2 separate regions of the Mus musculus genome follow, and region 1 is linked to region 2. Evidence: chromatin loops called from intact Hi-C (ENCODE). Cell type or tissue: heart. All regions are shown on one strand.

What was found. A loop is a pair of places that touch in the nucleus more often than their neighbours do. Peaks named below come from ENCODE experiments on the same cell type or tissue, not always from the same donor. Only the 100,000 strongest peaks of a DNase experiment are listed, where the experiment ranks them.
Region 1: it touches region 2 in a loop (2.8-fold over the local background); 2 of 42 quality-filtered maps call a loop at or near these places.

What each region holds. Positions count from the first base shown.
Region 1 is chr1:92,433,425-92,441,424 of GRCm38, forward strand. Ndufa10 (NADH:ubiquinone oxidoreductase subunit A10) reads right to left here. Exons shown (of 10, transcript NM_024197.1): 10 at 6,284-6,483. The coding sequence ends at 6,415. Among named protein-coding and RNA genes, the nearest start is that of Mir6900, 27 kb to the right of the region's middle. In heart, no CTCF peak of the experiment used is centred here; DNase peaks (open chromatin) are centred at 3,787 and 4,467; H3K27ac peaks cover 2,049 bases; H3K27me3 peaks cover 467 bases.
Region 2 is chr1:92,338,926-92,346,925 of GRCm38, forward strand. No RefSeq gene overlaps it. Among named protein-coding and RNA genes, the nearest start is that of Gm35992, 37 kb to the right of the region's middle. In heart, no CTCF peak of the experiment used is centred here; DNase peaks (open chromatin) are centred at 4,406 and 4,996; H3K27ac peaks cover 1,284 bases.

The sequences.
Region 1 (8,000 bases), 94 kb after region 2:
TTTCCACCCCTATTTGTCCAATTAAAAAGGCCCTTGAGCCAGGTGGTGGTGGCGCACACCTTTAATCCCAGCACTCGGGAGGCAGAGGCAGGCAGATTTCTGAGTTCGAGGCCAGTCTGGTCTACAGCGTGAGTTCCTGGACAGCCAGGGCTATACAGAGAAACCCTGTCTCGAAAAAGCCAAAAAAAAAAAAAAAAAAAAAAAAAAAAAAGCCCTTGAACAGTCAGTCTAGTAGGAACCCTTTAATGAAGTCTTACATCTGGGGTGCAAACGAGGCAACAGACAGGCTAGGAGCCTGGAACCCAATGGTGGACCTAGGACACCTGCTGGCTCTGTTGATGAAGCCCTCTCGGTCCGGTCCCCTTCCATCTTGGTAACAGCAGGAAGTGACACCCAGGTGGTTCCGGTCCGGTCCCCTTCCATCTTGGTAACAGCAGGAAGTGACACCCAGGTGGTTCCGGCGTAGGAGAGAGGGAGGGGGTCCAAGACATCTGAGGTTCTAGGCCTCTTCTTCTCCCTCTCTTCCTCTGTGCATTGCCCAATCCCCAGCCTCAAGCGAGCACTCCTGCTGCTGGGAGGGATGCTAAGACTTGAGACCTCCTCAGGCTTCAAACTAACTCCAGCCCCAAGACTTCACAAGTCAGAGCTGCAGTGGGAGGGGGAGGCCAAACATCACAGCCCTGACCCCCATGCAGTTTAGTGCACACAGTACCTTGCCCATGCCCCATCTCCCAGGGTCCCTCTTCTCTTGGCCTCCCTGAAAGGGAGCCATGTTGCCAAGTAAAATAGGAAATACCCAGAGTTGTTGTATTGGCTGCTTTTCTTGTTCTTTTGATTAAAAAAATAAAACTAAGCCAAAGAGGAAGGGTTTTCTCTGGCTCCAGTTCCAGTACAGCTTGTCACGGCGGGGAAGGTGTGCTGGCAACAGCTTGGGGCCACCGTTCACATTGCACCTGCAGTCAGGAAGCCGGGAAGCCCAAGACCAGTAACATTGGGACCTCAGGTAGGTCATTTCATCCCATGCCTTTCTGTCTGGTTATGTGCATGCTTAATCAATGAAGAGACTTAGACTGGGCGTCTGAACAGATGGACAGCGGTAGGTGGGACTCAAGAGTCCCTCTTGCCTGGCCTACGTCCTGATCACTTGATCGCCAGACTGGTGATACTGCCCGGTCCGTAAGGCTTCGCAGGTCAAAGCTGGACTCAGAGGAGACGATCAGCACTCTGGTCCCTTTCACTAAGACATGGATACCTAGAAAACCACACTTTTCAGATGCCTTCAACCTGAAACACCTATAGGCACACAACCATAGCAACTACATGGTGGCCTGGAGACAAGTGCCAGGTCTTCCCTGGAGGTAGCTGGGAAGGACAGTAGCTCTGCCAGCCCAGCACATGCCAGAAGCATCTATAGTTGTAGCAATCCTAAGGCTCTGTTCTCTTGGCTTCCCACGGGCCCTGTCTGGATGCTTCTGGGAGCCCCCAAGGCTGGAGAGGAGGCCTGAGTACTGCTGACAAGAGGGTGGGATGCTGGCCAGTTTATAAAAAGGAAAAAGATGATCTGGAAGTGTTTAAAGGAAGAGAAGTAATTATACCTGTTATATGTATATTCAAAAAGCTTGGCAGCTTGGAAATAGAGCCCGGATCTGCCATTTCTTCCTATTTCCTGTAATTTCCCCTACTATTGTCCAGGGTTCCCTGAGCCAGCTTGCCCTTCTCCCAGATGGTCCCTTCTCCTCAACAGCTGCTGGTTCCCAACCAGCCCTGCCAAAAGACTCACTTTAGGCCAAGGAGACTAGCAAAAGGGGGTGGCTTCTGGTCTTAGGGAACACTGACATTAGGGGTGACCAGGGTCACCTTGGGGCCACAAGGCACCCCAGAGCTGCAGAGACTTGACAATAGGCAGCTGGTATCTGGGTAGCAGCTGCATGGGGAATCCTGAGGGCAGAGGTGTGTTCCACATGAGATACAGGGATGTGGGAAAACAGAGTATCAAGGGCCAATTTATTGTATGGACCTTGAGATTCTCTTTGCCCAGAGACCATCTCCAGGTTAAGCAGCCAGGACATCTAGACCTCCTCAGGGTCTGTCCTCAAGACTGGGTGGCTCATAGGTCTTAGGACTCTGCATGCTGTGCGAAAGCAAGAGCCCCTGAAGAGATGGATTCAAGGGCTGAGCTCCAGCAGGATACCCACGCTGCAGAGAGACACTTCCCACTGGGCAGTAGCCAGAGCGTATTGTTTGGACAATGGCTGCTCATCCTTAGTCGCAGCTATTGTCACCTCCCAGAGTGGCAATATGACTCATGTGGCCTTTAAAAAAAATGAATCTGAAATGGTGGTGGTCCATGCCTTTGATCCCAGCACTAAGGGGAGGCAGAGGCAGTTGGATCTCTGGGTTTGAGGATAGCCTGGTCTATAGAATGAGTTCCAGGATAGCCAAGGCCACACAGGGAAACCTTGCCTCGAAAAAACAAACCAACCAACAAATAAACCAACCTATCACCACTACCAACAAAATACAGACTCTGGAGAATGGCCCTAGGTGGGAGCCCTGTGCTCAGGCACCATGGCTGATAGGGTATCGGCTGATGGGTACCTTTTAACCTCCCACTGACAACTCTTAAGAGTTCAGATATAAGATATGTGAGTGCTAAGGAGCCAGGGATATCAGGAGTGACTCCCAGTCCCTCCCAAGGCACAGCGTACAGAGCACAGCGCAGACAGCATATCCACATTCGGCTCTCTACATAAATCACACAGGACCTCTGTGTGCTGGGGGGTATCTAAGAATGCTGGGGCTTCCTTCTTTTTGTGGCTACAGTTCCTCAATGGATTACTCCTGTCTTGTGACAGGAGTGAGCTCAGGGCCTGAAGGTTGTCTGTGACGTAAGGTGATCAGTAAGGCTTCTCTCCCACTCTCACAAAGGAAGAGTCCTTTCATTACCTGGGTTTCATCAGTAACAGGGTCTGGGGACAGCCACTCTCTCCAGCCCAGTCACTGAGAAAGTTGGAACTGAACCAGCCAGTGGATTAACAGGTTGATAACACAATGACCCTTGTCAAAAGTAACTGTTTTGATGGAGGACTTGTAGGATGAAGTGATTAAGAGCAGGTGCACACATCTGGCCATACCTGCAGGCCCCTACCAGCCGTGACCCATTTCCTGTATAAATACACCTGCATCCATTTCCAGGCTAGAGGGTCCTTCAAGCCAGCGCAGTTTATTACATTGGCCAGCTCTTACCCACCATGAGGCTTTCTCTAGCTCTGCCTCACCCCTCACCTCTCCACTGCTCCGTTGTTCTCCGAACAACCAGAGCCTCTAAAGGTCAGACTGAAGGATGGAGCCAAGCAGATCTGTGGGGCTGCATGCAGGGAATGCCAACCAGGTGGACACCCTGTGCCTCCTGCAGGCAAAGCATGGCCCACAGATAGCTTCAATTCGAAGCTGATCTTGCACTTCCCTGCTTCAGGCTGTGGAGAGGACTGAAGGGTGCAGGGAGTGCTAGGGATGTCTGAGATGGAGGATCCCCACATTTGGATCTTACCATCTGCTGGGCAGTGCCCCCTGGGGCTGTGAGGAAGGAAGCCAGTGTGTGTGTGTGTGTGTGTGTGTGTGTGTGTATGTGTCTTTGTCTCAGTCTGGCTCCCAGGTTGGCTACAAGGAGGCACATTTCATTTCTTGCCATTGATCTGCTGGCTGAGCCTCATTCACAGCCCACTGGGCTATGCTCCCACCCCTGGAATACCCTGGCTCTGGGCAAGTCCATTCGCTTTGCCCTGAGGCTACTGAGTTTGGCAGGAAGACAGGGGCCCTCTGCTTTCAATCCGCACAGCATGAAAAAGATCCTGCTGCTGCTGGCACCACCTCGTTCTAGGAAAATGCAGGTGTAAAGGATTTGTTTGACATTCTGTCAGGATACTAAAAAATGTAGTAAAAGCCAAGCACTTTTGGGTGCTTTGTTATACTGCTTTGAAGACCCCTTGCGGTAAGCCTATACTGCAAATCTCTGGTCCTAGGGTGTCTGGTGAGAATTCCAGAGAGAGCAGGACACACCAAAACTCAGAGCTTGGGTCTCCGGACAAGTCCAGGGCCTTGCAGCTTAAAAGGGCAATTTCCCTCAAATTCCAGTCATCTTCTAATCCTGGGTTTGCTTCCTTTCACATGAGTTTCCCGCTAAAGAAACCCAACAGGAAGAAAGGACCTGAGGGCTGAGGTCCTGGCAGAAGCACTGCCCTCAGGGCTGGCTTTATATTAGATGAAGAGGCCAGGGTGCCTCAGGCTCTTTCCTCCATTCACCCAGCTCTGAGCTGTCTCCTTTCAACGCCCTTGTAGCCTGGTGCTACAGCGCTAACCTTGCTCATCAGCCCCAGGGCAGGCCTGCCTGGCTCCTTGGCGCCAGCACATACTGCTCACAGCCAATCCAGAAGTCCGTTTTGGTAAACAGAACACAGGATGTTTCCAAGCAATTAGGAGCCAGCAGGCTTTAGAAGAGGGGCCCGTGTCAAGCAAGAGAACATTGTTCATTCCTGTTGCACTGGCCAGGCACCCACTTACAAAGTGTAGCCTGACTGCCGGTCCTTGAACCCTCTGGTATTCTTCATCCTGAAGTGGCCACCTAGTCACATGCTGCCCTTACTGAATTGCTTTGCCTGGTGAACGGCTATTTGCTGTAGCACCACTGCTGTGTGGAGGGTTGCAATTGGCAGCAGTCAGATACCTGGGGAGCATGCCAGCTGCCACCAGGCTGCAGGCTGAGCCTAGCGCTACTGAAGATGGAGGAAACCACGAGAGCCTTAAGTCCATGAGGACTTCCTCTGTCAACAGAAAACACAGAACCAGTGTTAAAACAGCGCCCTGTTCCTGATCCTCAAAGTGCAGAGGCGGCTGCCAATGTGGGCTATTCAAAGTGTGTGGTTATCTTTCAGCTCTGATCCAAGCTCTAAAGGGCAGTAGAGACTCTGGTGAGACTGATGAGGGACTGCATCAATGCCATACCAGAGTATTTACCAGTCCTCAGGGCTTAGTCCTGGAGACTGGAGAATACTCACCCTCTTTTGCCCGAGTGAACACAGGAAATGGGCAGATGGACTTCTGTAGCAACACTAATCACAAGTGTCACACTACACCCAGGGAGTAGAGTCATCAGGGGAAGAAACAAGCACTTGGAAGGACTCTTAGGGTCCGAGTGTCCTGACTCTGTCCTGACGTGCTAGCCACCATGGCTGAGGTCTCTGGACTGTGGCCCAGGACCTACTTCTCACAACGCTGCATGCCTGTTCTGTGGGCCTTCAGGGGCAGCAGTGCCACCCAGCCAGGGATAGCACGCAGAGCCAAGATAAAGATGCTTTCTTTCTCTTTGACCCTTCTCAGGGGGCTCACAAGCTACTCAAACCACAGAATCCCAGGGCTGGCCCATTTCAGAAGGGGAGGGGGAGGGGCCGCAGGCAGGTAGGTGGCCCCAGCAGTAAGGCCAGCTTTTCTGGAAGATCAAAGTGTTCTCTTCTGTACTGCCTAATATTGACCTGCTCTCCAACAGTGTTCTGTGTGTGCCTGAATGGAGCCCAGTGCTACCAGGGAACTGAGTGCTAAATTTCATTAAGTTTTAATTAAGTTAAATGCAAGTTACATGTGCTTGGAGCAGCCACAGCAGGGGTCTCAGTACAAACTCACAGCTTAGGACAGCAATTCAGATTGACACCCGCTCCTAAGGACTCTCCCCCCAGGTTCCCATGCAGGAGAACAATAAGATGCCACTGCTCTTTCACCTGGGACTGGCACCCTCATTTTGGATAGCATCATCTGTACTACCCCACACCCTATGCTCAGCTTGCTCTTCAGAGATAAGAGAAAGCGAGCCTGCTCTAAGACTCGGTTCTGCTAGTCTGTGGCCATTCTTCACCCTTTTGCTCTAATGTGCTTCAGAAAAGAACAAATGCTTCAGAAAAGACGCTTCAACAGTGTGTGAGAGACCCAAAGTGCAGGGGTGGGTGGGTGGGGGGCGCAGGGCTGAGCATCCTTAGGCACCAGGCACAAGTGTGCCACGCAGACACAGGAGGAGGGGCTACAGAGCCGGCTTTATTTCTTCAAGTTGGAAGGGTTCAAGGGAACAGCACTGGGGCACGGGGCTTCCAGTGGGAGCTGGGCTTTCAGCAGACCAGCTCTGCTTTGTTTCTCCTCCAGATGATTCCAAAACATCACTAGAAGGTTCCAGAACCTTTTCAGTGGACGCTGATTCTTTCATCTCTGCCCAGGCGTGGGTCAGACTCTTTTTGTTAGATTTTTTTTTTTTTCTGGCAATTTCTTGATCATTTGCTTTTTTTCCTGTTGTCTTGGAAAGCTCTGGAGTTCACAGAGTTGGGCAGAGCAGGCATCTCCATGGCTATGACACGGCTGGGCGGAGGGGACCCTTCACTTCAGCCAGATCCACTTGTCACCCACCTCGGCATTGTACCCAGGGGCATACTTGCGGCCTGGCAGCTGTTGGGGGAAGGAATTAAACACTGTTTAGAGTAAAGACCACTTTTCCAACCTTTAGAGTTGGTCAGCTACTGCCCATCCAGTACCAGGGATACCGGAGAACAGAGATCCATTGTAATGAAGCAGCCTTGCCCACAGAAGTCCTGTCCAGGACAGAGATCCAGATGGAGACAGAGCCCTAGCTGGTTTTTCTATTTTGTATGATGAGCAGGAAGGACAAGAAACCAGTGGCACTCAGTGATAGCTGGCAGAGGAGGCTGGGCTTAGAAAATGCCTTGTTCTCAGCCCCGACTGCCTGCTTGACTAGTGTGAATGGAGACAGTAGCTTAGCCTTGGGAACCAGTGATGGACTTATTACTAAGAGGCCACAGTCCGAGCTGTCTGGCTTCTGTGACACCATCAGTACTGACTCATCAGGACTCCTCCTGGTTATCCTGCTGTTGCCCTGCGTCATGGAGACCTTGTAGCTTCAGAACAGTAGGGCTAGCCTTTTCATGTACCCCAACCAATTGCAAGTGATATAGATTTTGGGGTGGGCGAATTCAGAGCCTCAATCTGGGCTTGGGTAGCAGCTGAGCTGGTCAGCCCACTTACTCTCCTTTATCCGCACCACCCAAGCGAGCTCTCCAGTTCTCATGCCCTTGAGGTCTTACTGAGCTGCCCAGTCAAGGCTCGACTCTTGTGCTGCAGCCTGTGAGGAGCTGGCTCACCGGTGCCTTTGTCATCAGGGCCATCTCCACTGTATAGTCCAAGGAAGTTTCAGCTTAATTCCCTCCTCCCCCAGTGATAAGGCCAGTGAGGGAGCAGGGCTAGCTCTCCTACTCTCACGACCCCAGGGTCAGCTCTCCCCACTGCTGCAGATGGTGTGGGGCTAAAGGGACCAGGTATCACGCCCACCCCCACATCATCTCATGGCAGATGAGTGGCAAGACCAGCTCTCCTGAGACCACTGACTCACTGCAATGGACATTACAAGTGGAGATGTGTGGACAGAGAGACATACTGTGGGACACACTGTGACACACTCCAGCTTCCATCAGAGGTTTCCTATGCTTGTTGTTGTTGTTTGTGTGTGTGCTATATTTTTGGGGGAGGCTGCAAGGGTGAAGGGTGGGTATTGGGGAGGAGATGAGTGGGACTGGGGTACATGATTCGAAACTCACAAGAATCAGTAAAAAAGTTAAAAAAAGAAAAAAGTTATTGACTTACTCATGAATTTCCTATACTCATTAACTGATGGCTCTGATTGGGTCATCAATACTTAAAATATTTGAGGAACTAATTTCTTTTGGTATTTTAGTTAATAATAATTTAGGAACCTAAGAAAAATTCTGAAAAATTTTTCAGGTGATGGCATATTTTGAAATATACCCATTTGAACCTTGGAGATTTTTTTTTTTCAGAATTCACTATTGTAATTACTTCAGATCATTGTCGTGAGTTTCAGTAGTTTGTTGTGTAGGTAACAACGTATTCAGAGATGTGTACTGTGGTTTCCTGGTCTGTACTGAGTTTAT
Region 2 (8,000 bases):
TTGAGATAAATTGCAGTTCCTATCTCTTTTAGCCTGTAATTAGGTTCCAGTTCCCCTCTCCCATGCTGTAGCTCTCCTTCTGGCTGGCTGCTGTGCTGAACACCCTGTCTTCAGGTAAGCCCTCTAGTGTGTTTGGAGTGATGTCCCTGAGTCCATTTCCAAGATCACTGCCTCTCTTGGGTCTTTGCAGTTTCTGAACTCATGTTTAAGAGTTTGGCATTAAATAAATCTGCAAAGAAAGAGTATGAGACTCCAACTAAGCTGCTATGAACACATGCCAGGGAGGGGCTGGTTACATCACAAACTGAACTGGAAACTGGAATCAAATTTGTTGTAGACAAATGGGTATTGCTCTCTCCTATGGAAAAAATAACTAGCAGAGTCAAGTTAAAGGTCCTATTTTGGCTCACGGTATCAGAGGGTTCTATGGTAGAAGACCCGGAAGTCTGAAACCAGGCACAGGTCTCATTTTTCAAAAACCATCTGTAGTCTTTTTAGACTCTGCTAGCTAGACCTCAGCTCCTAAAGGCTCCACAGACTTCAAAGTAATGCCATCACCTGCAGACCAAATCTTCAAAACACAAGCCTTTGGGGGAACAGTCTAGATTCAACCATAGCAATATGAAACCAGTAATATGTACCAGTAAACCTAGCAATCAGCTTGAGGAGTGGCAATGTTAAGTCTCTGGCTAAAGGTGTGCTTGTGCCCACTTCTGTCCCCTCGGAGACACTGTGATGTTCTGAATCTGATGGTTATTCTCATCCCGAGGAGTATCTGTCCCTAAACAAAATGTAATGATGTTAGGAATAAATGTTCCAGTACAGGTAATGTTCTCTCAGATGGTAGGGGTGCATTGTCATAGCATTGGGCGCATGCTTCAGATTCACTGGATTGTTAGCAATTCGCTATCCAAACTGTCGTCATGTCGTCTGCCCACCAGCAGCTTGTGAAGCTCATCCCCACGTGTGTGGAGGAACCTGAGGTAAAGAGACTTCCGTTTGCCCCTGTCGTGGGTAGAGAGAATACGTTTTATAATTTGTCTCTCTAGTCATCAATGGCATGGATTGTATTTCTCTTATAAATAAGTTGACTTGGCAAATCTTTCAACATGACACAAGTGTTTGATAATTTCTGTATGGTACTGTGGCTTATTATTTAGCACTTTAGGGAACCCTTAACATACGTCGGATTTCGACAGTGGCCATGTTGTGTGACACACCTTCCGTGAGAAGGTGGCTTTATGAAAGTGTTGTCATGCTCCTGGTGTGCAAACCAGCCCTTCTCATTGCCGTTCATGCTCTTTAGGGCTCATTCCTATATTCCTGTTTTAATATTACAAGATGCAAATGCATGTGGAGTTTCTCCTTGGATGACAGCAAGTAGAGATCTACTTTTTAAAGACAGAATTGCCCGGGTGGGGAGCAAATCTCCCAGCGTTATTTGCTGAATTCTTTTCGGTGGCCTGAGATGACACTCTGCTGGATCCCAGGTGTTTGGAGAACGCTTCCCCGGAGTGGGTGGATCTGCTGCTCTCTGGTGCCACTTGGTGAACTTAGAGGTCAGGCTGCTGAGCAGGTCTACTTAGGCTTCAGGCATCCTCCTGGATCCTTCCATCAGCTGCAAAACCCCACCCATGCTTGTGTGTTTACTTGTTCACAGGCTCAGCTCTGCTGTACTGGGGTTTGTTTTGTTTTGCTCTGTTGACCGAGACAAGATTCATGGGCTGGCCTCAGACTCACAGAAAACCTCCAGCCTCTGCATCCCAAGAGCTGGGATTACAGCTGTCAGCCACAACACTTGGCTTCTCCCAGGTCTCGCTTCGTGTGTGTATGTCTGTTTGCATGCTCTCCTGAACTAACCCCTTCTATCACTGTGAAATGTCTCTCCGCACTCTGGGTGACTCCCTGCCCTGAAGCCTTCCTGCTCTGACACCTGCTCCAGCTGTCTCATGATGAGAGTTTATGAAGTCTATCTTGGTAACGCTTTGTGTCTTCTCCCGTCTGTGTCTTTGCCTGCCCGGTAGATGGCTTAGCGATGAGTGCTTCCTCCTCTTATTTGCTTAGGCTATTTACATTCCTCATTCCCACAATAATTGCATTCATTTCTACTTATATTTCAGCATTTTAATTTTTGTGGCAATAAACAGTCGATTAGCTTTTAGAAAATTTAAAAGAGGAGTATTATGTGTTCCACGGTGGAGCAGCTGTCTCTACTGCTCACTTTCCCATGTAGCCCTCCAGCAAGGACACTGGCTCCTGAGCATTTGCCCAGTGCTCTGTGAGGTTGATTCACGTAACCCTCGTGGCAACACCAGCCAACATCAGCCAACACAAGAGGCTCTGAGGAAGTTGGGGTCAGGGTGGTCACAGGAGCTGCCTAGTCTCAGAGGCAGATCCAGGACTAGAATCTGTGTCTGGTTGCCTATTGACCCATGCAACCAACCAGTAGCAAGGCCTGGGAAATGGGGAGAGACAGAAAGCATCTGCAGCTATCCCAAGCAGGATGAAATTGCCTTACCACAGGCCTGCTCTCCGGAGAAGAAGGCTGAGGCTTCTGTGACCTGGCATGGCAGGGAGCTGTGAGAAGGAGCAGTTATTCAGGAAAACACAAACTGGACCACAAAGGCAGTCAGGAAGGAAAACCTGCTGCGATCCAGACTGAGGGACCAGCAAGGAGAAGATGTTAGGTCAAAAGCTAGTTTAGCCACAGAACACGGGGTCCTCTGGGCAGAAGACAGATAGAAAGAGACCCAGATGAGTGTGCAAAGGGAGTAGGCTAAGGACCTCACCTGCCCTAGGCTAGAATGGCCTACTGTCTGGGAAGGCTCTAAGCAGACTCCTCTCCTCAGGTTGCTTCTGGGCCCATGGCTATCATCTGTGGGTTACTGCAGAGCAGTCCTGAGAACCTGGGTCAGGTAAGTGACAGTTATTGGCCCAGTGTCCTGAGCAATTTCTTCCCAGTTCTGTGCTTTGACTTCTTGCTCTCTCAAAAGGATCCTCTCTTCCTCCAGAGAGATGCTGTGCAGTCGCCATCTCAGAGAAAACCTCCTCCCGCTCCCCACAGGGCCCAACATAGACACACACGGAAAGGACATACCCAAGGGACAGCCTGTGCAGATGTGCCCATGCCAGTGTGAGGCTCACCATCTCGCTGTCATTCCTCTGTGTCCACATGCTGACCAAGATGAAATCCACTCAGAACCTGCACTTGGAGATACTGATAGGATCAATGGGGTTTCCCAGGTTAGAACACACAAAAAGCAAATAGTAAACAAAGCCAAGCGTACTTAAAGGAGGTGAGCTCACATTTGTGCTTGATCTAGGAATGGCCTGGAACGCCCTGCCAGACCACAGCCTTGCACAGACCAGAGCAACCTTACTCAGAAAATACTTTTGCAAGGGCATCCACCCAGCCGTGGCCTGCCCGAGTTTGGACGGGCGCCACCTTGTTATTGATCCTTGAACACTCCTGTTTTAAGTCTCAGTGGAAGAAATGGCTGTTTCAAAACAGCTTGTGTGAGCCTCTCCATCTCGCCTGTAGAAATGTCCCCTTGTCTCTGTATCCTTGAATCTGCGGTGAGCTCCCCAGTCTCTGAAAATGTACTTGCTACTTGCGAGGTGACAGGAACGGAGAAGGGCAGGTTTAGGTGACACACTAAGGCCCTTTCAAGTCTTACCCCACACACGTCGTGTCAGCCAGCACTGTGGTAATGTTTTTAGGCACCAAGAGAGGACACAATCTGAAGGTGTCACCAAGGCATCAAGACAGCTACTCCCCCATAGGGCCAGGGGCTGCTGTCATCTAAGTGGCTTTTACTGAAGACTGGCTTGAATTTAAAATCTGATTTGATGCAGGGTAAGAACTAGAAAAACTGTAACCATAGCCTGTGGCTGTACTTCCCGGACTCATTCATGTCAGTGAGACAGACACAGAAGGCCTCTGTATGACCAGGAGACAGTGACCAGGAAAGCAATTGGAAGGTCCTAAGCTCAGGAAAGGGCTGGGGCTTTGAGTTGCTCTGGGCTGGATAGTGGGTCTTATATCAGAGACCTGGCCCTCAAGTGGGGACATAGTGTGAGTGTGGTCGACCAGTAAGCTCCTCTTTGCTACTCTATTCAAAATAAAAACAAACTCACCTTGGGACTGACCTCAGGAATCGGATCCGTGGTTGCTGAATGCTAATGGAGAAGCAGCTTAGTGGCCAGGGCTTGGGGGAAAGGGTCCCTGCTTCCCAGCTGTCACCCACGCTTGGCCTTGGTGGCACCACCCAGCCCTGCTCTCTACCAGGGCTCCTCATAAGCGGAACTGGCACCCATTCCTGTCTGCTTACCACTGTTGTCCCCTTCAGTGCAGTGCATTCCCCTAAAGCGTGTCCCCTGTCCTCATGGTGGCCCTGTCCTCTCCTGCCCTTGGCTCAGTATCCTCAGACCAGGTTGTTCTAACCCCACTTGGTTTCCTCCCCTCAAGCACAGTGGCTGAGTCTATGTCTGATTATGTCTCTCATTTGCACTTTGAACATCGGCAGGCTGTTTTCCTGAGAACCCTAGCTGCCATCCGCTTCCTGCAAGAAACAGCTGGCCCTTTGGAGTGTTGTCATAAGATACCCACCCTATGACTGATGCCAGCTCTTGGGCAATATAGCCTTTGGTTCTTGGTTCTCATGCCCTCTCTCCATGGCCCACACAGAACCTTCTGAGACCGTCTTCTTACTTCTCGAATGCGCTTTCAGTCTCCCACCTCCAGCTCTTCAAATGTAAGCCTTTTATCTCTCTTACCTCTGCCCAGCCAGAAAGCTCTATAGCAAATATATCAGGAATGTCTTCTTGGGGCTGGGTCACTGCCATGCACAACAGCCAGTTGGCAAGAACAAGGGGCTGGTCCCATGATGTTCAGGATGCAGACCAAGGTGGGGGAGAGAATGCAGAGGAGGGAGAGAGGGTGCCAGGGCAGATGCTAAATCTGTCACCAACCTGCAGGTGTGAGGGCCCAGCCTGGGTGTTGGGAGACAAGATAGGTCTCTTTCCTGCCAGAACATCTTCATGGCAGCTCCAGTTCCAAAGGCGTGGGTGACAGCTGGAGTGGCTGACCTCACTCAGTAAACTGAGCTCCACTGTAATCCATCTGCCTACTGGACATGCCAGCACCGGCTCACATAGCTGCCAAGCTTGGTGAGGACTGTGGGTGAGCACTGTTGTCTCTCCCATTTCCCTGCCTCCCTTGGAGTGCACCTCTGGAGACCTGGTCCAGAGAAGTTAATGTGCCCCACGCACACAGTGAGCAGGAAGCTGGGCTACCTCTCATCCTGGCCGGTGTGTTCCTGCCATACCTGGGCTGCCCAGTGCCCCTCTTCACATGTAGCCTTCTGCTCTCCAGCTCTCATTTCTAAAGACAGCCTGAGATATCGGGGTCATATACCATTCTCCGTTCCCAAGGGCTGCAGCACTCTAACATGACTCTCTTGGTGGAAATAGCCTCAGGACCCTGAAAGCCAACCTACCCCAACTTGCAAAGAAACTGGTAGACTCTGAGGCTCACCCTTCTCTCCAGTTCCTCAGATGTCTGGATTTCCAGCCCTTTCTCTCTTGCTCCACCCTCCTTGTTCCTGGGGCACTAAGGCAATTGCAGATGCCTATGAGAAGAGCCGCTCCCCTCTGCACAGCCAACCTTGAGGCTTTCAGGAGGGCTCCACCCACTCCTGATCACCCCAAACTACCTGGTTCAGTCTGTAGTTGGGAGTTGAGGATTTGGGGTGGAGTAGGGCACGTAGATAGGAGTTGAGGCTGCAGAAGCTACAGTGCTCCATGGTACAAGCTTTAGAGCCCAGGCTGTGGGCAGAGATCATAGAGGGTCTAGGACCCCTGAGGCAGAGAATGGAGTTGGAGGCTAGATTGTGTGCTAGAAGCAGTGGAGGAATTAGCTAGGGGAGGAGGATCCAGGCAAACTAAATGCTGGAGAGTGATAAAGGGACTTTTCCTTCCCACTGAGGCCCAGGGCTAGTGCCTGCCTGGCTGCTGGGGGGCCAGGACCCAGAGACAGCTAGTCTTCTTCTGTTGTAGTGATGTCCCCAGCCCAACAGATACTGTATGGGAACTGCCAGACCTATGAGTCTTGAACAAGCCAGGAACCGAGCAGATCTGCTGGGAATGCCTAACAGAAGCCCTCCAAGCTCCTTACCCCTATTACCATGAGTGAAGGATACCTCCTTCCTTGGATAAGATATGGGACTCCCCATCATCCCAGTTAACTCTAATGGAGGGCTGATAGTCACCATTCTGGGTCAGGACTGATGGTCACTCAGGTCTGGTTAAGTATCAGACTGTGGCTGGAATACAGGTCACTGGGTCCCACAGGTCACATGGTGCTTTGGAACTGGCCCTCCCTACCTTCTTCTGGGTATTTGAACCTGCCTCTACTTCCTCATCTTGCTCTCACTGCAAAGCCATGCCTCTTCTCTCTGCCTGGAGCTGGGCCCCTCCCCACACTGAGAGAAAGCACAACCACACAGGTTTGATGGGGCAGAATCCAAGTTTCAGGCAAGACGTGGCTTAGAAGCCTTCACTCTGCCCATCCCCCCTGCTGTCCACATGCCAGATGTTCAAGGCGAGTGTCACTGGTCCACACAGCCTATGAGACACCAACAGTCAGCTTGTGAAAGTGGGCTGCCCCTTCCTCGGGGTTGCAAAGTGAAAGGCAGCCCCACTTCTCAGCTCCTCATCACCAGTGTGAGAAACTGAGCAGGGCCTGGTCCCCAGCGAGTACAGAGTAAGTTCCGAGTTCTTGAGCAGCAGTTCTCAACCTGGAGGTCTTGACCCCTTTGTGGGGTTGCATATCAGATATTTACATTATGAGTCATTTAAAAGTAGCAAAATTACACTTATGAAGTAGCAAGGAAATAATAACACAAGGAACTGTATTAAAGGGTTACAGCACCAGGAAGGCTGAGAGCCACCGCTCTTGAAGGATGCTACTGGGGGCTAAGGGCACTCACTTCAGTCAACACATCACACGTGGAACTCAGCTCCACAGAGCATGTGCAAGCCTCTTCCCCTGTTGTTAATTAGGACGATTCATCCCGTTGACAGCTATGGGAGACTCTGTGTCAGGTTGAACAGAGACCAGGACAGGCTTTAGGGTACTAGCTTTTCTTAGTCAGGGCTACTGACATGATGAGACAAAGACATTGCAGGTCTTATGATCGCCATGCCTGATCACGATAAAGGCTAATCTTCATTGTCTACTTGATTGCTTTAGAATCACCTAGAAGGCATTCTTCTGGGTACATCTGTGGGGGTGTTTCCAAAGGGTTTTAACTGACATGGGAACACCTACATTTAGTGTGGATGGGGTCATCCCTTGGGTTGGGTTCTAGACTGAATAAAAAGGGGCAAAGGAGACAGAGCGATACCAGCCTTCATCTCTCTCCTTCCTGACTACAGGCACAACATGACCTGCTGCCTCATTCCTGCCACCCTGCCGTCCCCACCATGGTGACCGTTTCCCTCAGACTGCTGTAAGCCTAAATTACCCTCTTCTTCCCCGGGTTGCTATTGTCTGTGTCTTGTTATAGCAAACAGCAAAGCGACCACTAACGCCCTCACATATGTCCTGTCAGAGAGGAGAGCCGAGTAGCAAGCAGCCCTCATCTCCATGATTCATACAAATAGCAAAGCTCATTCCTCACCCTCACCTGTGCGTCTGGACATAGGTCCCCAGGCAAAGCCACTGGCCATTATAACTACATAGGGGTAGGAAACAGACTCTGTCAACGACGTGAAGAATACAGGAAGCCAGCAGAGGGACCGGTTCTTAGCATTGCAGTCCACCTTAGCACTGCCCTGAACTTTCCAATGTCACCCCATCCTGCCCGTTCCCTGACAGTGCCAAGTGTACCCCTCTAGCAACTCCCTTCACTCAGTGGAACCTCAAGTCTGTCCTCAGGGTCCCCTACTGACTACCCTAGCCTGCCTGCGGCTCACTGTCACTGATCCCTGAGCCAGCA